Linked DNA regions of Mus musculus: region 1 is linked to region 2. Evidence: chromatin loops called from intact Hi-C (ENCODE). Cell type or tissue: left cerebral cortex. All regions are shown on one strand. Links, peaks and the distances in the headings refer to the core of each region. The heading gives the core; the rest is flanking DNA. Region 1 overlaps Gm14488 (a long non-coding RNA gene). Region 2 overlaps Cstad (CSA-conditional, T cell activation-dependent protein).

Region 1 (15,837 bases), core at 3,598-11,597, 95 kb before region 2:
ACCTGCAGCTAGCACCTACCTCCAATCATTCTCCCAGGCTTCTCTATGAAGTGCACCCTGCTTCACTGCCAAGGAGACAAGGCAGGGAAGCCTGGTGGTTAGAACACCCAGCTTCAGGGTGGGCCAAGTGCAGATCCTGCCACCTCCTTAGCATAGCAGTGTGGCTTCAAAGGGTCGCTGTCCACCAGGCTCTTCATCTGTCACAACTCATTGAGCCCTGGGTGCTTCCTGGGTTGTGAGGACAACGCCAGCACTTGGCTGTCATGTCAGAATGGACACAAGGGCTTTGGTCCACCTGCCTGTGTTCTCAGCTTATCAGTCAAGTTAACCACGTGGTTGAAGAATGTCATCTCCACTCAGACGAGTTCCCCAAATCCAACTGAGAAGTTGGACCTGAGTACCTGGTCAGACCACCAAACTGTCCTGCCTTTCTGTCTCAGGTCTAGCCTGAGCAGCTATCACTCTGTCACAGGTCTAGCCTGAGCTGCTTTCACTTTGTCACAGGTCCCGCCTGTGTTGGTGTTAGCCTACCAAATCCAGGACTTGCCTTGGCTATCAGGTCCTGAGGTTCAGAGATACAAAGCTAAAGGTTTGGGGGGGCGCCGAGGCTAGTTATTCTGGGGTGAGGTGGGTAGGAATTGGAGCAGGGTTCTTGGTTTCCCATGCCATAAGATTTATATTTGTCACCTAAAGGTCCTCTCAACAGCACTGGGACACCACTCAGGTCCTCAGCAGGGCATGGAGACTTGTCTGAGCTCACAAGAAGGAGGGGAAATGCCAAGTTCTCTGTGGTTTTTAAACACATTTGTGTGTGTGCGCGCACACAGGTATGCACATGCAGGCAGAGGCCAGAGGTGTAGGGTCCCTTGGAGCTAGAGTTGTGGACAGTTGTCAGCTGCCTGATTTTGGTGCTGGGAACTGAACTCAGGTCCTCTGGAAGAGCAGCAACTGCGAACCACTGAGCCATCTCTCCTGCCCCTGCTCCCCTTGCGTTTGCTCTGAAACACCCTGCTTCCTGCCCAGGTAAACGCATGCACATCGTACTGAGACAGGGAATGGAACTGATAAAGAAAATTTCAAGATTTTCACAGGTCCATACCTAACACGCTCAAGGGATTCTTACTCCCCAAATCTTTCGTTTTCTTTTGTTTTCATTTTTTGAGTCAGAATCTCATGTAGCCCAGGCTAACTTTAAACTTGCTATGCAGCCAAGGATGACCTTGGATTCCTGGTCCTTCTGCCTCCATATCCTGAGAGCTGGAACTGCAGACCTAGGCCAGCCTGCCTGGTGTGATGTGGTGCCGTGGACAGAACCCAGGACTTTGTACGTGCTGGGCACACACTCTGCTCGTGGACCCACCATTCCTCGCTCCCAGACATGGTCATTAATGAGCATGGGGGCTCCTGGGTCACATCCCAGCAGCCTTCCCTCACACTGCCCTCATTCCCTTGTTTCCTGTCTCTGCTTGACTCTGGGTACACTGAGGGTAACTGGATCCTTGCTGCAGACCCTCCATGCATGGTTCAGGTCTAAGCGAGGGAGGGGTGATGCGGACCTTCCCACTCTTCTACAGTCTTGGTGTCTCCCAGCTCTACATGTGAAAGGATGTGCCCTGTTCTGAATCTGAGTGCTGGATTCCTGCTGATCCAAAGGAGAGGGAGGCCTTAGTACTCAAAGGAATGGGGCTTGGGGGGTGGGAGGTGGGGGTGGAGGGGTGGCTCGTCTGTAGGGGCTGGTTACACCTACATCTCTCATAAGCTCACTCACCTTTTTTGGCCATACAGGATTCCCACCATGACATTGCTGTGTTTTTACAAGGTAATTTTCAGTATTGTCCCATTTTACAGATGAAAAGGTTGAGACTCAAGACAGAGATTACCTTAGGGCTGTAACTTTAAGCTGCAGTTGGGGTCAGATGAGTGACTGAGTGTGGGTAAAGGTTGTTTACAGGAAGAATAGTTCCTGGATGGATGGAGCATGGGGCCAGGACAGTGATAATTGTGAGGTTGAGGGAGTAGAGGCCAGTCTCTGAACCAGAAAAGCCTCTATCAGGGTTTCTGCCCTCAGAGGAGATCCACCAGGGGACAAGGCTGGAGGCCATGGGAGGCCTGACTGACTTGAGAGCCAGTGTCTGGGGTCTGTGGTGTGCAGAATGGGCTGTGTGATGGAGGGGAAGTGAGTCTCCTTCTGTGCCATGTGGATGGAGTGTGTGTGTGTTGTGTTGTGTGTGTGTGTGGTATGTGTGTTGTGTGTGTGTGTGTGTGGTATGTGTGTGTGTATGTGTGTGTGGTATGTGTGAATTATGTGTTTGTGGGGTGATGCTAACTGTGATACACATGAAGGGAAGAGCTAAGGAGAGATGGAGTTGGAAGAGTTAACTGGAAAAGCAGGGTGAGGTTAGGAGTGTTCCAGAAGTGAAAACCACACCCGCACATGTGCAAAGGCCTGGAGGCTGGAGGAGTCCAGGCAAAGGAGCACGGAGGACTTGAAAGAGCTCCAGCAAGGCTGAGGCAGGGAGGGGAGGAGCAGAGGAGGGGAGACGGAGAGGAGGGGAGGTCAGGGGCAGCTGCCTACAAGGTCCACTAGCTTCCACAGTGTGGGCAGGGAGCCCCAGCCACTGCCCAGGTGAGGGGCTTTGCTGCTTCAGGGAAGGATGTTAGGCAGAGGTGAGGAACAGCAGCTGCCCCCCACCCCCACCCCACCCCACCCGCCTCTGAGAAGGACAGCCTAGTTTTAATCTAGTTTTCCCTCTGTATGTTGGGTCCCAACAGGACAAAGCCAAACAGCCCGAGAACCTGCCAACTGGAGGTTCTGGAACACTCTCTGCGTGGTCTTCCCGAGCAAGTCTTCTAGGTTGGAACCTCTGGCAGGAGCAGAGGCCATGACTTGAACCCAGACCTGTCATCGGTAGTGCTCCCAACTGCAGTCATCCCTTAACAGCTGGCCAGGTTCCAGGTCCCTTTCTCCTTCCAGCCTCTGTTTACCCAGCTTGCACAATCAGCTCATAAGTCTACAATTTTTTTCTTTTTTACTCTGAAATTAATGGCCTCTTCTTTAGTTATTATTGAAACCCACACAACCGGCTGACTTCTGACCTCCTGGGGTTGGATAAGCTATCTGCAGGCTCACCCTTGGAGAATCTCCCCTTTCTCAGCAGCCACTGGTTGTCTGTGGCTCCCTTGTCGGGGTGGGACCTCGTGAGACCCCGCCTCCTAGTGTGCTGGTCTGTCAGATGATGGCGTCATCATGAAGGTCTTGTTTAGGTGAGCATACTGTTGAGATTTCATGGGTTCAGCTTCCTTGTCATTCATTCATAGAAAACACAATCCCCCAGTAGAGGCCCTGCTCTCTGGCCCTTACAATCTCTCTGCTCTTCCTCAGTTTCCCCTGAGTGTTAGATTGTAGGAGTCGTGCTGTAGATGTATCAGTTGAGGCTAAGGCACTTATTCTCTAGATTTTGACTGTTTTGTTTGTTTTTGTTTTGAGACAGAGACTCACTGTGCAGCCCTGGCAGGCCTTGAACACACAACTATCCTCTTGCCCCCAGAGAGCTGGAATTAAAAATGCTCCCACCTCAACTAAATTTACACACGCACACACACCCTTTTTCTCTCTGCTTCTTTCTCTGTCTCTTTCCTTCTCCCTCTTTCTCTCTGTCTCTTGAACTCCCAGCAATTCTCCTGCCTCGGGAGTACTGGGTGGGGTCAGAGGCAGGAGACAAGGCACCTCACAAGGCTGTGCAGACTTGTGGAGCATCTGCTATGAAGCAAATCCGGGAGTCAGAGTCCCCCAGGGACAAAAAGGCCCTGCCCAAGGTCAGGCAGCCAGCGTCGCATCTGAACCTAGAACCGCAGGTGCGCGCTCTCCTCTAGCCGCCCCCCCTCGGGGGTGGCATCGTCCCAGCTGTGCGGCCTGGCGGCCCCGGCCCTGACGTCAGGCGCGGCCAGCGGAGCCTGGTTCTGCACAAACACGTCTCGGGCCAGGGCTCCGGGGGCGGCGATGACTCAGGGCCCGAGGCCGCCGGGCGGGAAGCGGAAAGTTTTGAGCCTCTGACATCAGCGGCCGCGCAGGAAGGCGGCTCCGGGAAGGCGGCCTGGCTCGCAGCCCGCCCTAGGGCGCGGGGGTGGAGGGGACCGGGACGCAGGTGTCCCCGGCCCGGCCTCGGCCGTGGAGCCGCTCCACCCGCCCGCGCCGCAGAGCGCTCCGGAGGCACCGCATCCATCCTGCTGCGTCCCTGCATTTTAATTACCGCCGCATTAATATTCATGAGCCGGGACTCGAGGGGGACCGCGGGCTGTCATCTCCTCGCCCGCCCGCGCACCCCCGCGCCCCTCTTCCTCGCTGAGTCGTGGGCTTCATCCCCCGCCACCCTCCCCCGCCCCCACCGCGCGCCAACAGTTGGCGCTCAGCGGAGCAAGGGTGTGAGTGTGCGCAGGAGTGTGAGCTGCCGTGCGGGGAGCTGCAGAGTGTGGGTGTGCCTGTGTGCTGCAGGCGAGTGTGCCTGGCTCTGTGTGGCCCGTGTGTGGTGTGCAGATGTGTCTGTGTGCACCAGCACCTGGACTGTGACCCTGTGTAGAGGTCAGAGTGCTGGGGCATTGTGTCTATACATAGGAGGTAGGGTGCTGGGGCAGTTGTCCATACCCAGGGGCCAAGTGCAATGGAGAATTTCTATAGGGAGACATGTCTGCGTGCATTGCTGATTATACAGTGAGAGCATAACTATGTGCACGCATGTGTGTGCTGTGGACTTGGTATCTGTGTTCATATGTGTGTGTCCTTATACATGGATTTGTGTGCTGTGGGCATGTGTCCATGTACACTGATATGTGTGCTGTTGGCATGTTTCTGTGTACATCAGTGTGCACCGTGGTAGTATGTCCATGTGCACAGTCTGAGTATGTGTTTCTGGGCCTTCCTGACATCTGCATGATCTTGCAGAAGAGCCAAAGCTGCCCAGGTCAGGAGAGCGTGAGTGTGCGCATGTGCAACTGTGTGCATGCGCAACTGTGCCCTTCCGGGAGACTGAGCCTTGTCCACAGTCACCTGGCAGATAGGTCTGTGACACAGTGTGGTCAGAGACCACAGTTGGCCAGCTCAACATCCTGGACAGGTCCTTACCATGAGCTGTCCTACCGGATCTGTGCAGTGTCTGCTGTGGTCTCATTTGCCGATGGAGAAACTGAGGCAGTCAGTCCAGGAAATGTCTGAACTCTGGCCCCTATCTTTAACAGTACCCCCACGGTGCCACCATGTTGTCACAAAATGGCCTCATCTTGCAGTCTGGGTGTAAGCTCCTTGAGTGGCAAGCACCTCAGTGGCTGTTTCCCTCCTGAGGAAGGCTTGCAGGCCAAAGCCTTGTCTAGGTGCCACTGCTCCCTTTCTTATTTCCCCAGCTTCTAAGCCTGACTGCCTGAAGCCAACTATTCAGCAGGCAGCACAAAGTGCCTAGGTCAGGCCAGGGGTCAGCTCTTCAGTCACCTGCCTTCCCTTCCATTAATCCATCTATCCGCCCACATACCATCTATCCACCTATCACCCATCCTATCCATCCATCCATCCATCCACTCTTCCAGCCATCCATCCATCCATCCATCCATCCATCCATCCATCCATTCTTCTATCCATCCATCCATCCACCCACCCACCCATCCTAGCCTTTCATCCATCCATCTATCCTATCCTTCCTTCCATCCATCCATCCATCCATCCATCCACTCTTCCATCCATCTATCCATCCATCCATTCTTCTATCTATCCATCCATCCATCCATCCATCCATCCATCCATCCATCCATTCTTCTATCCATCCATCCATCCATCCATCCATCCATCCATCCATCCATTCTTCTATCCATCCATCCATCCATCCATCCATCCATCCATCCATCCATCCATTCTTCTATCCATCCATCCATCCATCCACCCACCCATCCTAGCCTTTCATCCATCCATCTATCCTATCCTTCCTTCCTTCCATCCATCCATCCACCCACCCATCCATCCATCCTTCCATCCATCAATCTATCTTTCCATGCTTAACTGTCTCCTCTGACATAGTTCAGGAGAGTACTGGGACTCAGTCAGTCTCTTCCTACTGCGATGCTTTAATTCCCTTAGGTAAATGAGGGGCATGGGCAGACAGAACAGGGTCCCTGAGAAGTTAACTCAGCTCAGCCACACAGCCCTGTGAAATTTTGTGAAAGCAACATTCTGCTCATGTCCCAAGAACCCTCAATTCAAGCCCCTGCTCTTCTTGGTGACCAAGGAAGTAACAAGACTTGCCCCTGGGAAGCCATGTGGCCCAGCAAGTGGGCCGTCACTAGGGCAAACAGTTTTCTCCCAGAAAAAGTGTGGTGCTGGGTGCTTCTGGGCAGATCTTGCAGCCTGACTTCTACACTGTTGTTCTTGCCTTTGTCTTTGATGGACTCCCAGGAGAAGGGCCAACAGAACAGCAGAGAGCTTCCCCTGGTTACAGAGGATAACAGCCTTTGTCCCATGTCCCAGCTGCTTGGGGGGTTGGAAGCCAGCTTCTGGAACATCTGGGGGTCCCTCTACTCCTCAGCCCCACTAAGCCTGCTCAGCTACACCTCCAAGGTGCACCCAAGCAAACCCTTCTTCCAGCTATGCCAAGAAGACTGGAAATTTCTACTAAGCAGCTGGTTCTGGCTTGATTTCCACTTTGCTTGGCAGGAGACCGGGGAGGGGCCAAGCTGCTCAGCCCCAGAACAGGCCCTGCATTCTTGAAGTTACAGTCAGGGGTCACTGGGAGTGGGGCTTGTGGGGCCTGGTAAGCCTCTCCGTAAGAATGAACAAGTGGCCCCATGCTGAAAGCTCACCTCTGGGTAGGCCTTATGCTGTCTGGACCAGCTGGGTCTCTAGAAACTTTATATAGGGAGGCCAGATCTGTTACTAAGCTATCTCAGGCTACCTTCAAGGCTCTAAGAGAGCCTGCCTGCACAAGGGCAGAGCCCAGAGCCCCTAAGGGGAAAGTCCACATGCTATACAGAGATGGGTCTGACTTGGTGACAGGCCAGAAGGTACTGCACAGTTACTACTGGGCTGGAGGGGATGGTGGTCGGGGCCTGGCTGGGTACCCTAAGGGAGAAGAGGAGTATGGGACATGGTGGCTTGATGGGGAGACCAGCCCTGATCCCTGCTAGCACATAGGAGATTCTTATGCACAGAACCAACACAGAGGTCCAAAGGTTCTGCATCCTGGCTGCTGCGGGAAGGCTCTAGTTCTCCCTCTGGTAAATCACAAGTCTAAGCACTTCTCGCCCACCCAAGCTAGGCTTTGGCTACAGAGACCTGAGTCGGATCAGCTAGTGGCCCAGTCACTCTACTCTGTAGGCCCTGTGTGCCATCAGACCCAAGGACAATGGAGAAAAGAAAAAAGGAGAAAAAGGAGAGTTTGGGAAATGTTCACTGGGCACCAACTGCCAGCAGAAGGAAGGGCTCTCTAGGCCATTAAAAGGGATTCACCAGTCTCTCTCTCTTTCTCTGTCTGTGTCTCTCTCTCTCTCTGGCTGGAGGAAGCAGTAATGCCTAGGGAAAGGCCAGCCAGGGACTGGAGGGTACCAGGCCAGGATAGAAGAAACCACATTGAGGTGGGGGAGGGGTTCCAACCTGTGGGGAGATGACCACAGGGTGTGAAGGGGACGAGCTAGGATAGAAGAGTGTACAGGGATCCATTCTCTGGGAAGGCACCAGCTGGGGGTGGGAGGAACTAGGCAGGGACAAAAGACCACACTAGGGTGTGGGGGGGACCAGCTTAGGGTGGGAGGGACCACCAGCCTGGGGTGAAGGAGACCAGCGGGGAACCTAAGAACCTCCCGGGGGTGGAGGGGGGCCGACTCCGCCCCCGCTCGGCAGGCGGCTTGCCCGGGGCGCTGCGAGCAGGGTAAAGCTTCAGCGGAAAGGAATGCCTGGCTCGGCGGGGGCGGCCGCGCCCGGGGCCGGCCTGGTTCGCGCAGCTCTCGGGGCCGCTGGCGCCGCCGCCCGGGCTCGCGCCGGATCGGGGCGCGCCTCGCAGCGGGGGTGCGCGCCGCCCCTCCCCCATAACTCAAAAGCTTGTCAGGCCGGTTCCAGACTCCTGGCGCCGGGCTCTGCTCCAGGAAAAAAAAAAAAAAAAAGGAACGAGAAAAAGGAAAAAGCAAGCGAGGGAGCGAGCAAGGCCCGCGGCGCGGAACGGGCTACCCACGCGCACATCCCGCGCGCCCACTCTAGGGACAGGGCGCGCGACACTCGTTCATCTCTACCGCCCCAACGATTGTTCAGTGGCCCCGGCGGGGAGGGGGCGCTGTGCAGCCCACAGGTCCTCGAGCGCTTCCTCCGGGGCCTCGTGGGTCGGAAGGCGTCCCCACGCCCGGGGTCCTGATGTGAGAAAGCTGTTTCGGGGCGGGTTCCAGCAGCATCGTGGGGGTAGCTGCGCAAGAGGCGGCTGCGGACCTCCCAGCTCGACCGCGGAGGGGACGGGGTGACGGGGGCGTGGGAAGACCCGGCCCGGTGCTTTTTCCTTTTTTCCCTCCCATCAACATCCTTCTGCGAGCAACTATGCCTAGGGTAGAGAGCCGACTAGGAAGGGGTTAAGGGCAGCAATTTAGAGAGAAAGCTGAGTCCAAATCTCTCCTGCTGTGTGGCCTTAGGCCAGGGGCTTGCCCTTTCCACTTCCTCTGGAGGGGAGGGAGGAGGGGCTTGTCTAGAGCTTGACACTGAACACTGGAGTCCTATCTTCGGTGGGGTTCCCATTTTTTCTTTCCACCCTCAACTTCTCGACCCAAATAAGCTTAACCATCTGAGAGTCATTCTCAAAGCCAAGACAGCCCTGGGAGCCCTCACTTCCGGCTGGTCTTTCAAAAGACCATGTATTGGGGTAGTCAGGGACTCTGCACAGGCCAGTGATGTCTCCTGCTCTAGGCCACTCTAAGCTTGTCTCCCTGCTTTCTGCCTGGATTCTAGAGTCAAGAAGGCAGGATAGCTCAGATAGTTACAATTGCATTTGGCCTGCCCAGGATGCCCGGAGCGTTTTCTATCCAACAGGGCTAAAATTGAGAAGGCTCCTGTCTCCATACTAAGCCTGCACAAGGCTGGCCTGTATCTGATGGGACTGGAAGACCCTGGGCAGACTCGAGTTTGTGGCCTGAGTTGTGGGGGAACTACTGGGCTGTGGGATTCTGTGGGGCCTGCTTTTCCAGGGGCCAGCAGTTCAGCTTAAGAAATCCACCACTCAAGGGGTGTGGTAGCACACGCCTTTAATCCCAGCACTAGGGAGGCAGAAGCAGGTGGATTTCTTAGTTCGAGGCCAGCCTGGTCTACAGAGTGAGTTCCAGGACAGCCAGGGCTATACAGAGAAACCCTGTCTCAAAAAACCAAAAAGAAAGAAAGAAAGAGAGAGAGAGAGAGAGAGAGAGAGAGAGAGAGAGAGAGAGAGAGAGAAAGAAAGATCCACCACTCCCTGGTCATTCAGGGGGACAGGACCAAGCTGAGGCACAAGCCCACTTTGGACCCCCTAAGCAGTATGCTAAGTGGCCCCATTACAAGGGGCACCTCTCCTAAGAGACACATCTCACCTCAGCCTTTGCTACCAGAACAATCTGCAGTGTTCCCTTCCAGAGACTTTTGTGTCCCCAGGCACAAGCCAGTGAGGCCTTTGTTGGTGACCACACTGTTCCAGACTTGCTTTTTTTTAAAAAAATAATGATACTATGTATTTTATGTACGTGTGTGCTCGTGTGTCGTGACAGGTGTGGGGAGATCAGAGGACAACTTGGGGGGGTCTGTTCTCTCCTACCATGTGGGTTCCTGGAATCCAACACTGGTTGTCTTGTTTGAAGGAGGACCCTTATCCTCTGAGTCATAGTGCCCCACCCCTCCCCCATCAGCTTTTCTATTGGTTCCCACAATGGGTGTCCACACATCCCAAAATACAGCTCCAGTCAGCGTAGAGGCACGTGCCTGCGAGGTGGTGGTCCTTGGAGAACTGGGACTCTGATTCAGGACTCCAGCCCTCCCTTCTGTGTGCACCGTACAAGGCAGGCAAAGGGTTTTGCCAATGGGATGGCCTGGGCTCCTGCCTTTCTCAGCCAGGCTTCCCGAGGGCTGGGCCAGGTTCAGCAGCACACTTGGGTGCCTGTCAAGCACAGGAAAGGTTGAGATTCCTTGAACCAGATTCCAGAAAAAGGGCTCTTTGCATCTGGGACCCAGCCCTTCTCCAAAGGACTCCCTACATGGATGCATCTAGCTTATTCAAGAACACTGTGAGGTCATCTTCATCTATGTAGCAAGGTCAAGGCCATCTTGAGGTAAAAGAGACCATCCCTAGCACCATGTTAAACCAGGTATGGTGGTACCTGTCTATAAGCCCCACACTCAGAAGGTGGAAGCAGGAGGTTGGCAGAGGGAACAGAGGAAATCGATTGCCCATGAGCTCTTGGGAGAGCCAGCCTTCCCTTGCAGTTTCCATGCTACTGGGTGGGGAAGCCTGGCTAATGACAAGAGTCTCCAGTGCTCTGATGTATCTGTTAGGGCACTTCTTCTTCCTCTTCCTCTTCCTCTTCCTCTTCCTCTTCCTCTTCCTCTTCCTCTTCTTCTTCTTCTTCTTCTTGTTTTTTGAAACAGGGTTTCTCTGTATAGCCCTGGCTGTCCTGGAACTCACTTTGTAGACCAGGCTGGCCTTGAACTCAGAAATTCTCCGGTCTCTGCCTCCTGAGTGCTGGGATTAAAGGCGTTCACCACCAGGCCTGGCTAGGGCACTTCTTTTTGAGGTGAGTGCGAGGGGTCGGTGATCCATAGGGTGTGAATGGCTTTGCATGGGGCCCTGTACACACAAAACGCAGACCTGGAAGATAACCATGGGCTCCAGGGTTGGAAATGGCCAGATGGGAGGGCAACTTAATTATTTAACATGGGGAAGGGCTGGGAGTCTAGCTCTGCAGATAGAACATGCAGAAGGCCTGGTCCATAGCACCAAATAAACCAAGCTGGTGGCACACACTTGTAATTCAAGCACTTGGGGTGCAGACAGGACTGAGCGAGCAGAGACTGAGCGAGCGGAGCTGACAGGAGCAAGCAGAAGTCCTAAAAATTCCCAACAACCACATGAAGGCTCACAACCATCTGTACAGCTATAGTGTACTCTTATACATAAAACAAATAAATCTTTAAAAAAACAAAGTAATCCGTTAGATAGCCAATGATGTGGAGGACCAGCTGAGGGGAGACTGTCACTGTGCTCTTCAGATGGGGATACTGAGGCCTGAGGAAGCAAAGTAATGCACTAGACTAGGCTCACAGTGGAGGAAGAAGCAGGCTGGTGAGAATAGACTGCAGTCATGCTGTTTCCTCCCTCAATGCCTACCCCTGCCTAGGATCAGGGAGGGGCCACTGTCCCTGCCCTAACTGTCCAGGGACCTCTAGCAATTACCAGAGCTAAGCATTTTTATCCCAGCCTCAAGAAACATAGCTTTTCAAGGAGCTGGAAGTTGCTATGTAGACAGTGGGGGTGGGGGTGGGTGGGAGTGGGGGGTGGGGGAAGGAAAGCCAGCTAGAGTTGGATCATGAATGCCACTATACCAGCTTCCCAAGCAAGAGCTGCTGACCGGTGCAACTGTGGCATTTCTGTTAAGGCTGTAACCAGCCGCTCCTTGTTTAGCTCTGAGGCCGGCTTTGGAGGATGCTGTGGACCCAGTCATGGTGGGAGACCATAGGTAGCAGGGGTAAACTTACTACCTTTGCGTTGCAGAATGGGTATGTTATCAAACTGCCTCCTGGATATTTATATTTGCATTGATAGACTCAGGCCGCCTTAGTCAAAGAAGCTTCTGTCTGCGGTGAACAGAGGTAGAGATTCATGGCTGCACCATGCTGAGAACAGGTGACACTACCATACTCCACCCAGGCTCCAGAAGCCTCCCTTTCCACTAGGTGGAGAGGATGGAAGGACCAGATTATAGGGGATGGGGGTGGGGTGGGGGGAAGGTCCTTCAAATACTCAATGGTTTATTTTATTTTATTTTTTTTTTCCGAGAGAGGATTTCTCTGTATAGCCCTGGCTGTCCTGGAACTCACTTTGTGGACCAGGCTGGCCTCGAACTCAGAAATCTGCTTGCCTCTGCCTCCCGAGTGCTGGGATTAAAGGCATGCGCCACCACTGCCCGCCTTGTTTTGTTTTGTTTTGTTTTGAGATATCCTGGAACTCACTATGTAGACCAGGCTAGTTTTGAACTCAGAGATCTGTCCTGTCTCTGCCTTCTGAGTGCTAGGATTAAAGTTGTACACCACTATGTCTGGCTTTTGAAATACTATTTTAAAGTCGGGCATGGTGGCGCACGCCTTTAATCCCAGCACTCGGGAGGCAGAGGCAAGCTAATTTCTGAGTTCGAGGCCAGCCTGGTCTACAAAGTGAGTTCCAGGACAGCCAGGGCTATATAGAGAAACCCTGTCTCAAAAAAAACCAAAAAAAAAGAAAAAAGAAAAAAAAAGAAAGAAATACTATTTTAGGGACATGGAGCATTTATGAATTCCCCGTTGCTTGCATAGGGTCAGTTTAAGACTGAGCCTGACTGGGCAGTGGTGGTGCATGCCTTTAATCCCAGCACTCAGGAGGTAGAAGCAAGCAGATCTCTATGAGTTCAAGGCCAGCCTGGTCTATAGAGTTCCAGGACATCCAGAACTTCACAGGGGAATCCTGTGTCAAAAACAAACAAACAAACAAAACCCCCCAAATCCTAAAACATTCTGCCAGATGTGGGAGGGGCTCTGGGATGTGGGAGGGGCTCTGGGATGTGGGAGGGGCTCTGGGATGTGGGAGGGGCTCAGGGAGCCAGGGAACTCCTGTGTGGAGAGCTGCTGAGAGAAAAGAAAAACCCAAAATAAATAAAAATAAATAATTTTGTAAAATACAGTTTTCTCTTTCTTTCTTTCTTTCTTTCTTTCTTTCTTTCTTTCTTTCTTTCTTCCTTTCTTTCTTTCTTTAAGAGACATGGAAATTGAAAGGGTGACTTGGTGAGATGATAGGAAGGTCAGGGGTTGATGGGAAAAAAGAGCGAGTCGGGCCATGAGTGTTACCGGAATATATACTTATGAGATTGTCAAAGGATAAACTAAAAAAAACCAATCAGACACAGAGGGCTCTCCACGTAGGCTCTGCCGCAGCAGCCTTATCCAAGTCTCTCCTCCCCGTGGTCTCTGGAGCCCTGGTCTAGGGGGACATGTGTTTGTGGAAGGGCTTGATGTGTTTGCTTTGGGCAAATCTTTGTCTTTCTCAGCTGCTGTTCTGGTGAGAAGAGATCCTGTAGGCGAGCCAGCAGGAGGGGCAAGCCAAGCTAGGGCCTAGCTGCCTGGGCTTCTCAGCAGTGCTCTGTCACCAGCTCCCCCACCCCCATCCCCGCCCCCGCTAGCCCCCCACCCCCCACCGGGAGCCTACACTCTGTCCTGTTCCAGGGAGAGCAGTTGGTCAGTGGTCCAGGGGGAGAGACTGATTTAATGGTTGTTGCTTTCAAGACAGAACCAGAGATGGCAGAGTTTAAAAAGGCTGGGCAGCCTTGTAGGTAGTGAGTACCCAGTCTGGGAAGGTAATCAAAGGCGAGGTAGGGTGCAGGCTAACATGTGGAGTACAGGCTCTCAGCAAACGAACTGAGAACCAGTGGGGAAGAGTTTGAAGTTCTGTTTTTAATCTCATTTTTAGACACTTTAAATTACGTGTATGTATGTGTCTGTGTGTGACTATGTGCATGTGAGCACAGGTGTCCTTCCTGCCCCAAAGAGGGCACAGGCTTCCCCGAGTGGCTGTTACAGGCTGTTGTGAGACCCTCTGCAAGAGAGCCAAGAGAGCGGTGTGTTCTTAACTACGGAGCCACCTCAGGTCCAGATTATTTTAGTCTTTCTTTTGCAGTGCCAGGGATGGACACTCGTGCCCTGTGTGTGCAGTGGACTTCCATGCCAAGCCTGGGGGTTTTTCAGTGTTGAGATTTCTCACACACTGTGGCCAAGAGGAAGGCTGCATGCTCAGACCCAGGCCCCATGAACCCTAGCGAGGCACACTGGGGTCAAGGTCCTGCCCAGAGACTGCATAATCCCATGAATCCCTTTCTCTTGTAGTTGACTGAAAATGAGTGTTAAACCTTTTATGGTGGGGCTGGGGAGATGGCTCAGTGGGTAAGAGCACCCGACTGCTCTTCCGAAGGTCAGGAGTTCAAATCCCAGCAACCACATGGTGGCTCATAACCATCCGTAATGAGATCTGACTCTCTCTTCTGAAGTGTCTGAGGACAGCTACAGTGTACTTACATATAATAAATAAATAAATAAAAATCTTTAAAAAAAAAAAAAACCTTTTATGGTATAACTATCAGCACCATTGATACTTGACAACGTAGCCTAGAGATAATGGGACATTTCTGGATCAGGCTGTATCTAAGCTTTACTGGATCTCTATCACCCACACGTAAGCCTATGAAGAAGAGCTGAACTTTGCCTGTGACTCTGGGCAAAGCCACTGTGAAATCGATCGATTATGTAATTGTAGAGAGATGAGGGGAGACCCCTTTAGTTTCTGTCCTAGCTCTGAAGCATCCCAGCAGGGTTGAGGGCCCCTGACTATCCATGTAGGAAGCTCAGGAAGAGAACTGGAACACGGGGTAGGGCCAGGAGCAAGGAGAAGCATGTGGCTCCTATCACAAGGCTGTTCCTGAGGGCTAGAGAGCAATAGAACCCAGAAAATGTACAGGGAGGGAATGTCTTTATTTATACCAGGAAAGCAGGCATCTGGCCACAAGAGGTAGAGTGAGATCACTGGCAAGCCAGGCAGCTGCAGAGACCCCCTTCCTCCTCTTCCTCTTCTTCTTCTTCCTCCTCCTCCTCTTCCTTCTCTTCCTCTTCCTCCTGCTCCTGTGTCCCCTATCTTAGTTAGGGTCTCTATTGCTGTGATTAAATACTAAAAGAAACTTGGAGAGGAAAGGGCTTGTTTCAGCTTACAACCACAGATACCAGAGGGGACCACAGTCACCACTGACAGAAGTCAGAGCAGGAACTCAAGGCAGGACACCAGAAGCAGAAGTTGAAAGAGAGGCCGAAGAGGCTGCTTACAGGTTTCCCTCTTGGCTTTCTTAAACCACCCAGAACCACCTGCCCAGTGATGGCCCCGCCCACAGTGAGCTGGGCTCTCCCTCATCAGCCATCAATCAAAAACAATGCTCAACAGACTTGCCCACTGGACAAGCCCATGGAGGCCTTTTCTCAGTTAAGATTCCCAGATGACCCTAGCTTTTGTCAAGTTGATATAAAAATTCATCAGGACATGCCCCTCCCATCTTCCACTGCTCTACACACACACACACACACACACACACACACACACACACTTTTTAAAATAGTATCTGAACACTAAGAAAGTGTTGTTTAAGGAATACAAAGGCCCATGTGTGTGAGACACTGGTCAGGTGGTGTGGCTCCTGAGTGTTCTCTCACCTGTGAACAGGATAATAGGCTGGCTCCTCCGCTGACTTCCAGGAAAAGGGTCAGGGTCAGAGGTTACAGTGGACTGGGGTGGCATTTTATAAACACCATGGTTCCTCAGAGCAGGAACACCTAATCACATTTAGGGTTGAGAAGTCTCCCAAGATTAGTTCCTCCCTGGGACCATAGCAGACCACTGGCTGAATTATTCACCCATCAGGCTGAAATCACAAGCTCAGCACCTGCTGTGGGCAGGGTCAGTCCCTGTTCAGCCCCATGACATACGTGCATACATGTGTCTGTCTGTCTGTCTGTCTGTCTGTCTGTCTGTCTATGGTGTCATATAGACAACAAAGAATTCAGGCTGTCCTTGAATTCTTTGT
Region 2 (15,837 bases), core at 3,808-11,807:
CAGAATAGCAGAGATACATAGCCCACCTTCAAGGGAGCACTCTCTGTGATCGACTTTCTAAAATGTCTTCCACCTCCCAATGGTCCATCAAGCTGCAAATGCATTGCTGATTGATTCATCCATGACTTCAGAGCCCTTAGGAGGCCACCAGACTCCAAAAATCCCCACCTATGATCACTGCTACCTGGGAACCAAGCCTTCACATGGGAAGCCCCAACATCTGCTTTCTGTTCTCAGTGTGCACAACAGATTAATTTGTTAGTTAACTCACTGCAAGTCTCTATTTTATCCAGGGATCCTGTGAGTTTCCTGGTATGTGTATGCAAATCTTTTTGTTCTAATGGATTTCATTCACTGTATCAGAAATGACCTCACTCTCTGATCTTGGAACACCTGCCTCTGGCCCTGTGAATTGGATAGGCCTTCCTCTGTTCCATTGTTCATCAAGAATGGAGGTCACAGTGCCAGGAGTAACTAATACCAGGGTGTAACAAGTGACCGCAGGTGTTGGCAAAGCAATGCTGCTGAGTTCAGACCTGGGATGTCCCCAAAAGCCCAGGTGTTGAAGGCTTGCTTCCCAAGATGGCCACAGCGTGAGGTGGTAGGTAGGACCCTTCAGAGAGAAGACATAATAGGAGACGTTTATGTCACTGTGTGTGGTACAGTTCTCAAAGGGGCTGGTGGAGCCCTGCCTCCCTCCTCTTCTTCCTGGCAATATGGTGTGTGTTGGGCATCACCTACCATGTGCTTCTACTAGGATTCAATGCTGCCTCACCACAGGCCCAGCAGTCTGGATCTTCTTGAACTTGGAGCCCAGACCTTTTCTCCCTATAAGTAAGTCACCTCAGGCATTTTATTCTAGTGACAGAAAGCTGACTGATAAACTCTGAGTGAGACTTATTTAGTCTATACCCTCTCTTGGCTGCTGGTGGTTGCCAGGAATACTTGACACACCTTGGCTTGTTCACATAACTCTTCTCTCTGCCTGTATTTACAGAGTCTTATATCTGTTTTTTCTGTATTGTTCTTTTTCTTATCGGGATGCTTATTATTGGCTTTTGGGCCCATCCAGACAATGAGAAATGATGTCACCTGAATTTATTAACATCTACAAACACTTTCCCATATTTTCACTTTCTTCTCACTTGCAGATACCAGGAATTTGGAGTTGAACATATCTTTTCTGGAGGCCACTACTCCCTCTCTCTTAATACCCTCCTGTTGCTCTTTCTGTCTCTCTGGCTGCCCTTATGATATTTTACTCCTTCTCTGCCTAGGCCATGACTTCCCCAAAGGTACCATCTTCTCCTTTGGCCTTCAAAAAACATTGGTGGGGGTAGAGTGCTTGCCTAGCATGTATGGAGTCCTGGGTTCTATTCTAGGCTTCCTTATTCCAGTATAAGCTGGGACAGTGTAGTAGCTTTAGCTTTCATTGTCAACTAAGCATCATCTAGAATCATCAGGGAAGAGTGAGTCTCAGTGAACGATTGTCTCTATTGGGTTGCCAAGTGAATTTGTCAGTAGGAGATTTTCTTAATTTGAGTTAATGTGGAAAGACTGCCCACTGTGGGCGGCACCATTCCCTAAGCAAAGGTGTCCTGAACTGAGAACAGAGAAACCAAGCTGAGCACAGGTAAGGAAGTGAGTAAGTATGAGTGTGGTCACTTAACTCTGCTCTCACCTGCAGATATGATGGTGATGTGTTGTTTGAATCCCTACTTTGACTTTCCTATGATGACCTATTATTCACTGTAGCCCAGAACTCTATGCTTAAATAAACTCCTTTTTCCCTGAGCAGCTTTCTGGCAGCAACAGAAATGAAACTAGCACAGGTGTGGTTAGAAATGTAGGAGCACACGTTCTCCTCGGCTCTGCCCACAGCTCATCCCCCTATTGGTTGTGTTCTGGCTGTACTTTTTGGGACTACACAGTGTTCTATCTTGGGCTCCTAAGAGTCAAGACAGCACAAAAGCGGGTGGTCCCTGAAGATGAAGCCCACAGCACATGTCCAAGTAGGCCAGGAACTTGTCCTTATGTAAGAGTGGCTCTCCTCTGAGTCCCCTCCCTTCCGCTGGCTTCCCTCCTTCCTGAGTGCCCTTCCTATTGTAGCAGCCTGGGTTTATCATTACTCCTCCTACTTGTGGCTGGGTCTCCTGGATAGGAACCAAATGCAGCTTGCTCAGGCAGCAGTCTGAGACAGGCCCAGCCGGGTGTCCCATCTTTTATTTGCCCAATCCTGTTAATAATTAACGTACAAGCATGAGGCTTGCCTTTAACAGAGCCCGCTGCCCTCCTAGCTCTGTTCCTCACCAAGGGCTCCCCCCTAAAGGGTCCTGACACATTCAACTGTGGTTCCTGCCACAGGGACACAAAATAGAAAAGTCCCCTGCCCCAGGCCTTTTCAGCCTTCTCCTCTGGCTGGAACTGAGCCCTTCTGTGGTCTCTTTCATCTCTTTCCCCTTCCTGGTCTCTCTCTGGGTTTCCTCCAGGTCCTTATGGTGGAATGAAGCTAACACACCTAGACCAGTAATGTGTGTCACCATCCATCATTGGGACAGACTGGTCCTGCTGCCCAGGGGTAGCAGGCAAGAGGCAGATGAGCCCCAAACCTGGGATGCTTATAAGACACTCCCCTACCCCTCATCCCCACCCCAGCCCCCGCTCTACAAAGTCTGGCATTCTTACAAAAACAACCACATAAATTATGGGCCAGCCAGACACACGTAGAGGGAAGGGGTTGCCTAGGCTAAGAGTTGGGGGGTCTTTGAAAGAATGACCCCCCCATTCAGCCTCTCAGTGCCCCCCCCCATCAGCTAAGACGTTCTGAGAACAGTTGTGGAAAAGCCACCAAGAAAAGCCCTTGCGGTTGGCTCCAGGGAAACACCTGCTGAGGGCTATAGACTCAGCCATGGAACTGTTGAAACCCTGAGATGCTGTCATTGAAACTTTAGTAATCAAGGATTGCCTTGAGTGAGGCAGCATTTGCCCAGTGGGGCGCCCTGGGGCTCTTCAAACTGCCCTGTGTCTGAGAAGCCTGGAGGTGGGATCGTGCAGTTCAGAGGTGTTAGCCAGAACACCAAGATAGCAAGGGGTAGGGGTGGTGGGCTTTCAGGATGGAAGAGTTTGGCTGCAGGACACTGGGAGCCTGGAGCAGCAGAAGCAAGAACCCTGATAGCCACGGATGGTGGAGGCAGTAAGGGCCCCCTGAAGGTTCTTGTGGGGGTGGGAGATGGTTGAGCAAGTGAAGTTGATCGTCTGCAAAGCTTAATGACCTCAGGTCTGCCCCTGAGCCCCAATGGTGAAAGGAGAGAACCCGCTACACACACCTGACCTCTGACAAGCACGCACACACACACCATGTACACAATAAAGAATAAAAACTAAAGTTTCTCTTTTGTTTGTCTTCATTTTAAAAGTATCCATGATTAACATGTGTTATTTTTGCAAGTGGAGGAAAACATTAATGTATGTGTCCCAGGCTAGCCTTAGATTAAAGGTGTGTGTCACTATGCTTATTTTATAGGGTGCTGGGGTTTGAACCTAGGGCCTCTTGCATGTTGGGAAGCACTTTAGCAAATGGGCTGTTACCCAGCTCCAATTAATCACTGATTCAGGAGGCTAAGGCAGGAGGCTTGTCAAGAGTTAGAGGTTACTCTAGACTCCTGAATGAGTTCTAAGCCAGCCCAGGTTAGTGTTTTCCTTTCTTTATAACATAGAGTGACAGTCTAGAGACTGGGAGGTGAAAGCCATTATGGATCCACTCTTGGCTCAGGGTCTGAGTTGCGTACCATATTGCATGCTGGAACAGCCCTCAAAAAAGATTAACACCAGGCAGTCTCCTGTGCCCAGCAGTTGCTAAGGACCACTGGACCTTGTGGGAGAACCCTCAGGGTGGGGGCTGTGTTAGCACCCCCTGCAGCTGAAGGAGGCAGTACCCATGAAAGGTGAGACATTTGCCCAGAATAGGCAGGTCCTCATGGGGGATAAAGAGTTTTGAATGTGAGTGAGAAATGTTAGCTCCTGAGGGTGGAGTAGCCTCCCAGACACATGCGAGAGGTGACAGCGACCCAGGGTGGGCAATCGGAAACCGAATCATGAACATTGCTCCATCAATGCCCAGACCAGGCAATGCCTCACTTGGGCCTTACAGCAGCTGTGGGTATGCTGCTGTTCTCCCAGTTAACAGACAGGAAAACTGAGGTTCTGAGGCAAGGGCACACAGCTGGGATGTGGACACATGTCTGTGTGATGTCAAAGTAAGTGTGCAGAAGACAGTACCACACTGAAGAGGGAGGTGAGTGGATCCTAGAGTAGTGTGGTTCTAGAGAACGAAAGCTCAGTCCTGCTGGAATGGAGCCAGACACCTTTCTCCCCTGCCCCCAGACTCTGATCCAAGCTCCGGTGTCCCTCTTCCTTCTAGTTGGATGAGTAACCCTGACAATGCTTCCAGGATGCTCAGCTGGACTGAGGACAGGCAGCTGAGCAGCTCATCCGGTTGGGAGAACATCCCAGGCCAGTGCACAGCACAGGGAAATGCCCAGCGGCCTGGAAAGTACCTGGGTCTAGGAAATGGAGAAAGAAGGCTGCTAGGATGGACAAGAGTCAGGATGAGAAGGGCAGGCATCTTGTTGGGGCTATCTCCAAGCCTACCCAGAAGAACCGAGGCTCCAGGCATGAGAGGGAGAAGGGTGGGCGGGGTGCCGTGCCTAGAGATGGGAGATGTAGAATTCCCTGGCTGCAGACTGTAGGAGGTGACAGGAGAGGATGCAATGTGGATGCAAGGGCACTGTGGTGCCAAGGTGGGCGTGACCACCACACTGCCGGAAGGCCTCTGGCTTAGAGGGTCTGCCTACAGCCCTGGGGTCCACTTCTCTCTAGCACCACAGGGCAACCTAGACATTGCTCATGTCACCTGCTGCCTAGGCTCTGATCAGGCTCTGCCCTGGTGGGGACAAGCTCCCCTTCCTGCCACTCAGGCTGGAACAAAGAGGCGCCTGTCTCGCAAAGACCCAGATTCCCTGGTCCTGATGGTGGCAATGGATTTCTGACTCCTGGGATCTGCCCTTCCCTGCAAGAGTTGATGGGATGCAGGGGGAGGGGAAAAGGTTGCAGAGGAATGGGGAGAGTCCACCTCATGTTCCCTGGTCTCTGTGGAAGTGATGTGCAAACCCACTCTGCAATGCCCCCTGGCCCAAGCAGCCACAGTCAGGACTCAAGATGGAGACCTCTGGACTGGGAAAACTGGGACTCCCCTATGAAGACCACTCACTCCAGCCTGTGGAATCTGAGAATGGCACCCCCATTTTATAGACCAAGAAGCAAGGCCCAGAGATGGTGGTTAGGGACCCCTGCAGGGACTTGGCTAGTTTCAGACCTGCTTACCCGCGAAGTGGCTCAGCAAATGGCAGCATCCTTCAGGAGGGGCAGCTTCGTTATCCTGCGTGGGTGTGCTAGACACAGGCCCTTGGATGGAGACTGTGTGTGGCCATGCAGCAAGGCAGCAGGCCTGTCCCCAACCCCTAGGGTCAGCAGAGGAGACACTAAGGACTCAGAGAAGGCCTGAGGGACCAAGGAGTCAAGGCTAAAGCCAAAGGAGTCTAACTAAGGAACATTGAGAGCCACCGTTGACAGTCACCGTTGTTTGGGAGGCTTGCCAGGGTGGTGGGTGGAACCTCCCAGGTCCTTGCTGCCATACTCCTCAGGCAGAGCCTCCTGAACTTGGGTTCTAGGTTTCCCTTGGAGCCCCTTTCTCTCTCTCTCTCTCTCTCTCTCTCTCTCTCTCTCTCTCTCTCTCTCTCTCCCCTCCCCTCCCCTCCCCTCCCCTCCCCTCCCCTCCCCTCCTCTCCTCTCCTCTCCACGGAGACTCCTTATGTAGCTCAGACTGGCCTAGAACGAACCCCTCGGCTCCTGAGTGTCCATAACACACTATTTAACTGCTGCTTCCTGAGAGCCGTGGTTCTTTCTTAAAAGTTGAAAGGTGCTTAGGCAGGAAGGTCACAGGTTCTAGGTCAGCCTGAGCTACACAAGAGGGTTCTGGGACAACCTGAGCTATATTATGAGACTCTCTTATCTCAACCCAAAAGGAAAAGGTCCCGTTGTTTGTTTTGAGAAAAGGTCTCAGGTGGACCCTGGCCATGCTGTGCCTGGACCACAGATGGGTGTCACCCACAGTCCTCCTTGAGTCCCAGCTTTCTTTGGCACAGGTGTCAGGCCCCAAATAGCTGAAGGCAAGGTGCTGGTGTCCCACGTCAGCTCTAGGCAAGCAACCCCCCGCATCGAAGCAGGACTTGGTTTCCCCAGCCCTGGAGCAAGAAGGCTTTATTCACCTCCCTTCCCTCCTCCCAGGACTGTGTTGCCATGCAAGTCCAGGGTCCTCTCCTCAGAGAGAAGCACAGAGTGAGAACATTGCTAGGTCTGTTCAATGGCTGTTCCCCAAGCTCTCTGTATGAGCCCTCCCAGCTCCCCAGCTGGCCCTGAGCCACCTACATCCTGACTTCCCATCTCCTGCTGATGGTGGCTGATTCATTGACCAAGGAGTACCAGATTACCCTCACAGGGTCCCTTCCTTGTCCCCGGCTCTGAAATCTCACACAGGTGCCTATGGGAGGAAAGGGTAAGGCCGTGGACATCACCCACACACCCCCGCTCTCAGGGCTTCTCAGTCCTTATGGATCCTGACCCAAGACAAAAAGGGGGTCAAAGGGATGGCAGAGGCAGCAAGGTCCGAAACTGACAGGGAGGGAGGGGGAGAAGGAGGGACATACACAAAGACCGGCCCACAGGGAGGCAAGACTCTGAAGCAGAAAGAAATGGGGACAAAGAAGAGGGGTTCATAGGAAAAAGAACACCCCTCCCCACCCACACCCAAACAGATGAGTGGAATGAAGTCAGGGGTGGGAACGGTATCGGGTACACAGACCGGTGGGAGCAGGAGTGTGAGAAAGGAGAAAGATAGGCAGAGATTTGGGGAGGGAGACAGGAGGGAGCCAGGCCCAGACCAGAAGAAAAGCCAGAGAAATTGAGGGGTAGAGGAAGAGACCCCCCCCACACACACCGACAAGGGCTAACAGGGAGACGTGGGGGGGCGTTGCGAAAATAAATATTTATAAATGCAGTTTCTAAATTCTTTTTGCATTTCCCTGGTAAATTATTCATCTGTGTGTCTCCTGCTCTTCGATCTGCTAGAGGAGCTGGGGGGGGGGGGTCTTTTCTGTGCGCTCCCCCTCCATCTTCCTCTCCGTTCTCCTCCACGCGCCTCTCATCCCTTCCTTTTCCTCCCTTTCTCCATCCTCCCCTTCAGTTCCTCCTCCCGCTCCAAGCCTCCAGCTTCCGGTCTCCTCTGCAGGTCCGCAGACGAGGAGGGGCCGCCACCCCGAGGTGACCAGCTGCCACGCTCTGGATTTCTTCCCTGCCTTAAAGAAGAATAATCATAAGTCAGTGAGAAGAGGATTTAAAAAAACACGCTGCCGTCGCGGCTGTCTGGCACCCCCAACCGGGACCGCGGGAATCTTCCTCTAGAGGCCAGGATTCTGGGGCTGGGAAGGCAGTGGCAAGGGGAGGCAGCTGGGACCTGAGGGTCTGCCTGCAGCCAGCGCCACAGCTAGTTCCCCAGGCCCAGACCAGCTCCTCAGCTCACAGAGCCTCAGTTTCCCCCTCTGGGGGGCGGGTAGGACTAGAAGCTACCTCCCCGCTGTATCTGTCAGGAGACAGGTGAGGCAGTTCTCAGGCCCTCTGACAAGTATTTTGTTAAGCACATTGGTTCACAGATTGGTTTGGGGATTTTTGGTGCTTGGAGCAGGGTGGGGGTGGGTGGGGGGGGAGTGGGTAGGAGGGGCGCTCAATCCCAAGACCTTGCATGGACTAGGAAAGGGCTCTACCACTAAACCATATCCTAAGTCCTTCCTTTATTTTTACTATTATTATTTTTGACAAGGTTATTTTGAGTGGCACAGGCTGACCAGGAATTCACAATCCTCCTGCCTCTACCTCCTGAGTACAAGGATCCTAAGTGTCTAGTCATCATGTCCAGGTGACACACTGTACATCAGGCTAGCTCTGGTGATCCCAACATTCCGGAGTCTGAGGCAGGAGAGTTTGAGTCTAGCCTGGGCTATAGAGTGGGGCAGAAAAGGAAAGAGGGAGCAAGAAAGAACTGAAAGGAGGGAGGGGAGAGAACACAGAATTGGGGGTGTGGCTCAGTTGGTGGCCTGCTTGCCGGGCATACAGGATTTGAACCTCAGGTAGTATAAAAAATCAGGGATGGGACATGGGGTAGAGGTAGAACACATCCGTAATCGCAGTACTGGGGAGCTGGAGGCCGGCTGTGGGTTCCTTTTGCTGGCACCACCTCAGGAGACCCTTGAGGCTACCCTGTAACTGGCCTGGGCCAGGAGCAGGCTCAGGACATCCCTCTTGCCAGAGCCCTCCCCCCACACCTGCTCTGACCCTGATGGCTGCGAGGACCTGAACCCAGGCTCCTGGGCGATGATGCCTGCAAGGGCCCACTCTCCATGAAGCTGTGAGCTCACTGTATCGTGGACTCTGGCTTTCTCCCGGCTTGTTTTATTTGTGTGTACTGTTTGACACATGTTCCTATGTACATATGTTTGTGGGGTATATTGGTCAGGGTTCCTTACAGCTATGGTTCTCAACCTTCCTAATGTTTTGACCCTTTAATACAGTTCCTCATGTGACCCCCCAGCTGCAAAATCATTTTCATTGCTATGTCCTAATTTTCCTAGTGTTATGAATTGTAATGTAAATATTTTTAAGATAGAGATTTTCAAAGGGGTCACGACCCACAGGTTGAGAAACTCTGCTCTAGAGCCCCAACGACATATAAACCTCCCCAACCCCCTCCTACACTTGTGTCCTTCGAATAGCTATATATATTCAAATGTATACATATATGTGTGCTTGCGTATACATGTGTGTGTATGTGTCCTTTGAATATCTATATATCTAGATATATAGGTGATTATTTTAGAATGGCTTAGAGTTTGTGATCCAGCTAGTCCAACAATGGTTGCCTACCAACGAAGGTCCAAGAACCCAGTAGTTGTTCAGACCACAAGGCTCGTGTCTAGGCTGGTCTTCAGTGTATGCCAGAATCCTGAAGAAGTAGGCTAGGCTCTAATGCCCATGAAGGGATGGGTTTGCCAGGCAGAGCAAGCTTGTCCTCTCTGCAGGCCTCTGTCACAAGGTTACTTAAAAGCAATCTCCCCGGTTCAAATGGTTTAATCAAGAAAAATATCCTTCAAGGTATACCCACTGTTTGGATTTTGGTTAATTCCAGATGTCGTCAGGTCAACAAACATGAGGAGACTCACAGGGGAGTTCGCCTGCACATATGCATACCCACATGTAGAGGTAGGAGGTCGACACTGAGTGCATTTCTCAGTCACTTTTTGAGGCAATGTCCCCTCATTAGAGCTCAGTGGTGGCCCAGGCTGGCTGGCCAGCAAGCCCCAGTGTCCCACTGTCTCCCGTTGCCCAGTGCCCTGTACCACTGCACCCTCCCAGGCTGCTGGGGATCAAGACTCAGGTCATTCTGTTTACAAGGCCAGCACCTTACAGACCGAGCCATGGCTCCAGTGTCTCCCACCTCCCCACCTCTTCCTGCTCTGGATCATTCTTGATGCTACTCCAGGGCTGTTTTGGTTTCTCTGTTTCTTTCAAGAAAGGTTTCTCTGTGTAGCCCTGGCTGTCCTGGACTCACTCTGTAGACCAGGCTGGCCTTGAACTCACAGAGATCTGCTGGCCTCTGCCTACTGGGATTAAAAATGAGCGCCACCACGCCCCCAGCTTGTTTTGTTTTTTTTTAGACAATGTCTAACGTGACTAAGAATGGTCTTAAACTCACTCTATAGCTAAGGATGACCTTGAATTTAGGGTCGAGACCTCCAAGTGCTGGGATTAGAGACAAGCATCAAGCTGGTTTGTATGGTGCTGAGGATCTGTCGCAGGGCTTTGTATATGCTAGGCAAGCACTCCTTCCCCACCCCCTAAGGGTGTCTTTGAGTACCAAGGAAGACTGGAAAATACTGGTAACCAGATCTGCCACTCATTCATGACATGTCTCCAAAGCTGCAGAGCAGGGCTGTGAAGGCCCCGTGAGCCAGCACTCGCACACAGATCCGGTGCAAATCTACCTCCTCACTGGACCAAGTTCCTCCAGAAAGGCCCTGGTGGTGTCAGTCAGATGGGTGGAGTCTGGGACTGCCAGGTAGGCGTAGGCCTGCACTCCGGGCTGTCCTCAACCTAAGGAAGCCGCACAGGTGTCTGAAAAGGTGTGTGTGTGTGTGTGTGTGTGTGTGTGTGTGTGATCGGACAACAGAGATGGAAATTTCTTTTCATCCAGGAAATCATCAGCTCTGCTTCTCAGAAGCGCAGCAGTGACCTCCCCAAGTCCTTCTACCAGAGTAAATGATAGGGGCCTTGATGCTTCCAGAGAAGACCCTGTAGGGATACTTGCTTGCCACCCCACCCAACAGGAAGAAGGCTCACCCCACTCTCCTTTATTTTTGGAGGGCTTGGGAGTCCACATCTACAGGAGGGTTCTAGAAGTCTTTGCCAGAGATTTTTCTGTGTTTGTGTGCTTGGGTGTGTGCATGTGCATGTGTGTATGTCTGAGTGTCTGTATACACATATTTCTGTGTGTATGTATGTATATGTTTGAAAATAAATGTATAGTTATGTGCATATCTGTGTATCTGTACATGTCTATATGTGTGTATGAGTGTATGCATATGTGTATGTATGTAGGTGCATGTCTGTTTCTCTGTGTTTGTGTCTATCTCTGTGTTTGTGTCTGTCTCTGTATTTGTGTCTGTTTCTCTGTATTTCTCTGTTTCTGTCTCTCTGTGTCTATATATTTGTATTTCTCAGCGTCTCTCTGTGTGTCTCTGTGTGTGTTTCTCTGTGTCTTTGTGTCTGTGTGTACTTTCCTGCCTGTTGTTTTCAGTGTCACTGGCTTGGCCTGATGACTTTATAGCCAGGTGTGTGCTTTCCCCAGAATCAATTAGTCCAGTGACACCCACCCCTAAACACACACAGACACACACACACCAGTGACACCCACCCCCAAACACACACACTCACCATAGAAAGAGAGATTGATTGATCTGGGTCAATGAGGTAAGGCTTTGGGAAGGTGTCCTGCAAAGAACACATTGGGCGGGAGAGATCTCCAAATGCTGATCACCCACCCTGAGCAGCTGTAATGTTGCTGGGTAGGTGCTGTAGGTTTCAGACGCCTGCAGAAAGCTCTAGAAGGAGTGCCCTGAGCTAATTTCAGAGATCATAGGCCTGGGGAAGCTGGGTCTCAAAGGCCACACAGACAAAGAAAGTGTCCAGTTCCCCCTGCCTCAGCTTGGCACCTGTGACCGAGGCCTAGAATAACCAGACCCCTTCCAGTCGTAGAGTAGAGGCAGTCCTGTCCTGTCCCTCCTCTTCAGTGTCCCTCTGGGAAGAAGAGTCACCTGCTCCCTGGGACTCTGGTCTCTTCCACCAGAAACTCTCAAAAGCTTTTTCTCAGGCCTGAAAAGTAGCACTGTCAGGACACCAGTGCCCAGGAGACTGCCAGCACATGGTCTGTTGGTCATCACAGAGTGTCACAGGCTTTCACAGTGGCCCCAGGAGGAAGGGCCTGCTATTGTGTCCACCACACCACAAGGAAACTAAGGCACGGTGAAGAAGGTCCCTCCCCTGGAAATACCACCTACAGTCTCCTTTTCTACAGAGAGAGTGAACCCCTACCTCACCAGAAACCTCAGCACAAGCCACCCACAGGACTCTCGCAACATGGAAACTGTCCCTAGCCCCTAGTGACCTCCAACTAGTTTTCTGAAATGATCTTCCTATGTAGCACTGACTGGACGGGAGCTCACTGTGTAGACCAGGCTAGCCTCCAACCTGCAACAATAATCCTGCCTCCACCACCAGAGTGCTGTGGTTGCGAGCGTGCAGCACCGTGCCCAGCTCCAGAATTTGTCTTCTGATGTCTGGGGCGTTCCCTGAGCAGAATATCCATCCACACAGCTCACGGGGTTACACCACACACCAGCCTTTCTTCCCATTAATGACTCCTATTCCAGCATGGCTGTGTGCTCGTTTGCTCACGCAACGGAGGGCTCCATCTCACTCCCATCCTTGGTTACTGTGAATGATGTAGCTGGGATAACGGGTATAGGAGTGTCCTTTGAGACCCTGGTTCAATTTTTGGTGGCAGAGATCCAGAAGTAGATCAAGCATACAGTAGTTCTTTTCTTTTATTTCTTTTGGGGGGAACCAGAATCCTGTTTCCGTAGCAACCGCACCATCGGGTCAATGCTTCATCCTGTTGCCATAGTGACTGAACCATTGATTCAATGTATCCTCTTCACATCCTCGCCAACACTTGTTGTTCTCTTTCTCTTGACTGTGGCCATCTTGACATGTGAGAAGTGATACCTCCTGGCTGGTTTACATTTTAAAAATTGTGTGTGTGTATGTGTGTGTGTAGGGGTGTGTATGCATACCTGCCACTGTGTGCATGAGCAGGTCAGAGGACAACTTTCTGAAGTTCGTTCTGTCCCTCAGTCTTTTCATAGGTTCCTGGGATGGAACTCAGGTTGTTGGCAAATGCTTTTATCTGCTGAGCCATCTTCCTAACCTCTTAGCTCATTTTTGTTTGTTTTGAGACAGTTCCCCTGTAGTCCAGCTGGTCTTGAACTCTCTCTCTCCATCGCTAAGGCTGACCTTGAACTTGAAAGGCAGGCCACTGGCTGTACCAACTCATGATGGCTCTCAGTGAAACTATGTGGTGAGCCAGGTCACCCAAGAGATGCTCCTGAAAGCCATGGAGACAGGCACAGGATTGCCTGAGTAGCTGGGAGAGCCTTCCAGTACAGAATTCCCCAGGCAGATATCTGGCCACACCCCAACTCCTTAACGTACATCCTCTGTGCTTCACAGGATCTCTTCCTTGTGAGCCTCCGTTATGGCTCAGCTGAGCTCCGAACTCCAAGCAAGTCTGAAGCAGAGGAGGCAGGCCCCACCTGGGACAGGGAGATGCGTTCTCAGCTGCTGTCATGGCCACAGGCACACGACCTGACCCTGTGGTACACTGACGCAGAGGCACACACCATTCTGACACAAGCGTGCCCATGGCCATGCACAGAAACACACAGACCACTCTCCCAGCCTGTCAGGCTGATCAGGAGACACAGAATAACAACACAGAGCCACCATGCAAGCACGCACACACCCTGCAATGTGTACGTTCCACCCTGACACAAGGGTGCTGATGGACAGGGTCACACCCCAGGGACACAGCAGCACACTCACAACACAATGGCACATAAGCACACACATGATTGCATGCATAGCACACACATGCACATGCTACTCAAACAGGTACATCCTGTGCACTGTGCACACACACACGCGCGCGCGCGCACACACACACGCACACACACATATGCACACACGGTGACACAATCCTCTAGGCATCCTATGCTCAGAGCCTTCTCTTCCCAGGCTCTGGTTCGCAGCTCTGAGAACCCAGATTTAGCTTTATGTGACACTTGAGAAACAGGGAGTCCAGTCTTAGAATGACATAATTTGGCAGGTAAGGACTGACTGGGGAGAGGAGAGAAAGGTTAAGAGGTTTGTGTGGGGTGAGGCTGGCCAGAGTCACACACAAGCACACATGCCCCAACATACCCTGGTTGAGAACAAACTCTCAGAGCAACCTGGGAAAGGACTGTGAAGGTCAAAGACAAGACACACAGAGCCACAACACCCCACCCACTTGCTTCACTACCCCCTTCCCAGTGAAAGGCTCTGTCTGGGCCTCAGTTTCCTAATCTGCACAATGAGTGGGATCCAGACCCACCTCACAGGTTAGCATGGACTAGCTGATGCTATTCCCATACAGTCACAGCCCCCAAAGCTGGGGCTTTGGGGGAGCTTCCTTGCTGGGAGGCATCTGTTCACTCAGGCTCACATCATCATGCAGGCTCCAGACTAGCTTCCCCTGGGGAACCGGACATCTACCTCCCAGTGTGGTTCTGGTCCCCACTGGACCCCAAACCCAGTAAACAATTTTGCATATATTTAAATCTCCTCTGTGGGCTCCCAGGCTCCACCCCGCTCTCAAAGGAGAGAAAGAAATGACAAAGGCATCATTTGTCTCCGTCGAGCACCCCATCTATCAGGGTCGCCGAGCCCGTCGCCTCGAATGAGGCGCGCACCCGGGAAGGCCGCTTTAATGGGCTCCGCGTGTGACTGCAGCCGGGCGGTGCAGGGCCGGCATTTGCATACATATTAAACGGAGCAGTAAAAAATGCAGACATGCAAACCATTTGGACGGCTCCTCGCACACAGCCTGCCAGGAAATCAATCTTTGGGTTTCTTAAAGGAAACCTGCTCCAGAGAAGGTGGGGACGCCGCGCAGCCCAGGACTGAGGGGTGGGGGGAATGCCAGTCAGTGTTCTGTCTGTCTGTCCACTGGGCTTTCCCAGCCCCAAGGAAGCAGGGGCAGTGAAGGGAGCCCTGTACATCCTGCTATATGCCCTCTGCCGGGAGGCTCTGCTTCTGTGAGAGCTGGGAGTGCTCGCTCCATCTTTGTGACTAGGGTGGTTGAGTTGTGCTGAGCCACAAGCCCAAGGCGACCCAAGCACTGGGGTCTCTGGAGGGTCTCTTCAAGCTGTGTGACCTTAGGAGAGTCATTAACCTTTCTGTTTTCTAAGCAAGTAGTGTAATACGCCTCCCCTACAGTGTGATGTTTGATTAGAGTAGACCAAACGTATAAAACACTTGCACCCAACTGGAGTCTGGTGGCTCGTACCTGTGCCTTTAATCCCAGCACTAGGAAGGCAGAGGCAGGAGGATCCCTTGTCTATAGAGTGAGGGCCAAATGAAAACTGACCGCAGGAGAAATGTATGAGAGGCCGCTGAGCTACACATCCTTTTTTTGTCGACAGAGTCAAGTCTCTCTTTCCTACCTCCGGACCTACACAGGGCTTTGACTCTCAAGGGAACTTCCACCTCAGCACTAGAGGGCTTGTGACCCAAAAGACAGGTCAGCTGTGCGTTTCTGCAGGGATGTGGGCACCTGAGCAGACACATCCCCCAACTCCATCCACCCCTATCCCTGCCCCCCCCCCCCCCCCCCCCGCCACTCGCCAGAAGAGGAAAGTGGTCTAGCATTTCTGGCAGTGCCAGCACCCACCTCCTGGAGTCCACTGTGCAGATAAGGAAACTCAGGCTGGGCTGGAGGTGCGAAGGCTAGTGAGCCTCAAAGTACTGGAGATGGAGTTGGGCTGTTGACAGAGGGGCGGCCCCTCCCCCGAAGTGTAGGAGGACTCTCACCAGAAGAGCCATGAGGCTAGGAGAAAGAAATGAGCCTGAGGCCCATTGGCCTGCGGGTGAATATTTGGTACCTAACAAGATCTTGGCTGGAAAGAAATACCAGAGGAAGGGAGGAAAGAAAAAACCAGAAACTTCCTAAGTTAGCCCGACTGGCCTCCCTTGCTTCCCCTCACTGTCCCAGAGGCAAGGAACAGGGTGCTAGGCGATTCTCCACACCTTCAAGGGAAGGAAATTGGGACGGTTAGCCCAGCGGGAGCCTCCCTGCTCCTGAGAACCTGGGCTGTGTAGAGATTATCCTGTGGAGGCTCTGAGCATCCTGGCAGGGGACGGTGACCTCTGCGCACCGACGTGGGTAGCAGCCCGGAGCCAAGAGAACCAACAAGGCCCTGCCCACGGCTGTGGCCCCGCAACACCTAGGTGGGCTGTGCCTATTCTGCTGGGGTGGCCTCTGCCTCCCTTAGAAGCCTAAACTTTGGAGCCTCA

The links. Hi-C counts contacts between places; a loop is a spot of excess contacts. Peaks named below come from ENCODE experiments on the same cell type or tissue, not always from the same donor. Only the 100,000 strongest peaks of a DNase experiment are listed, where the experiment ranks them.
Region 1: a loop joins it to region 2, with 2.5 times the contacts of the local background. A loop is called at or near these places in 3 of 42 quality-filtered maps.

Annotation. Positions count from the first base shown.
Region 1 is chr2:30,700,350-30,716,186 of GRCm38, reverse strand. Gm14488 (a long non-coding RNA gene) reads left to right here. Exons shown (of 4, transcript XR_866106.3): 3 at 1,786-1,819; 4 at 2,773-3,040. Among named protein-coding and RNA genes, the nearest start is that of Gm14488, 13 kb to the left of the region's middle. In left cerebral cortex, for the core only: a CTCF peak has its summit at 8,322; DNase peaks (open chromatin) are centred at 7,285, 7,694, 8,091, 8,646 and 4 more places; H3K4me3 peaks cover 2,054 bases; H3K27ac peaks cover 5,831 bases.
Region 2 is chr2:30,605,360-30,621,196 of GRCm38, reverse strand. Cstad (CSA-conditional, T cell activation-dependent protein) reads right to left here. Exons shown (of 2, transcript NM_030137.2): 2 at 12,252-13,037. The coding sequence ends at 12,728. Among named protein-coding and RNA genes, the nearest start is that of 9330198N18Rik, 16 kb to the left of the region's middle. In left cerebral cortex, for the core only: a CTCF peak has its summit at 7,476; DNase peaks (open chromatin) are centred at 4,776, 5,565, 6,886 and 7,444; H3K4me3 peaks cover 692 bases; H3K27ac peaks cover 1,405 bases.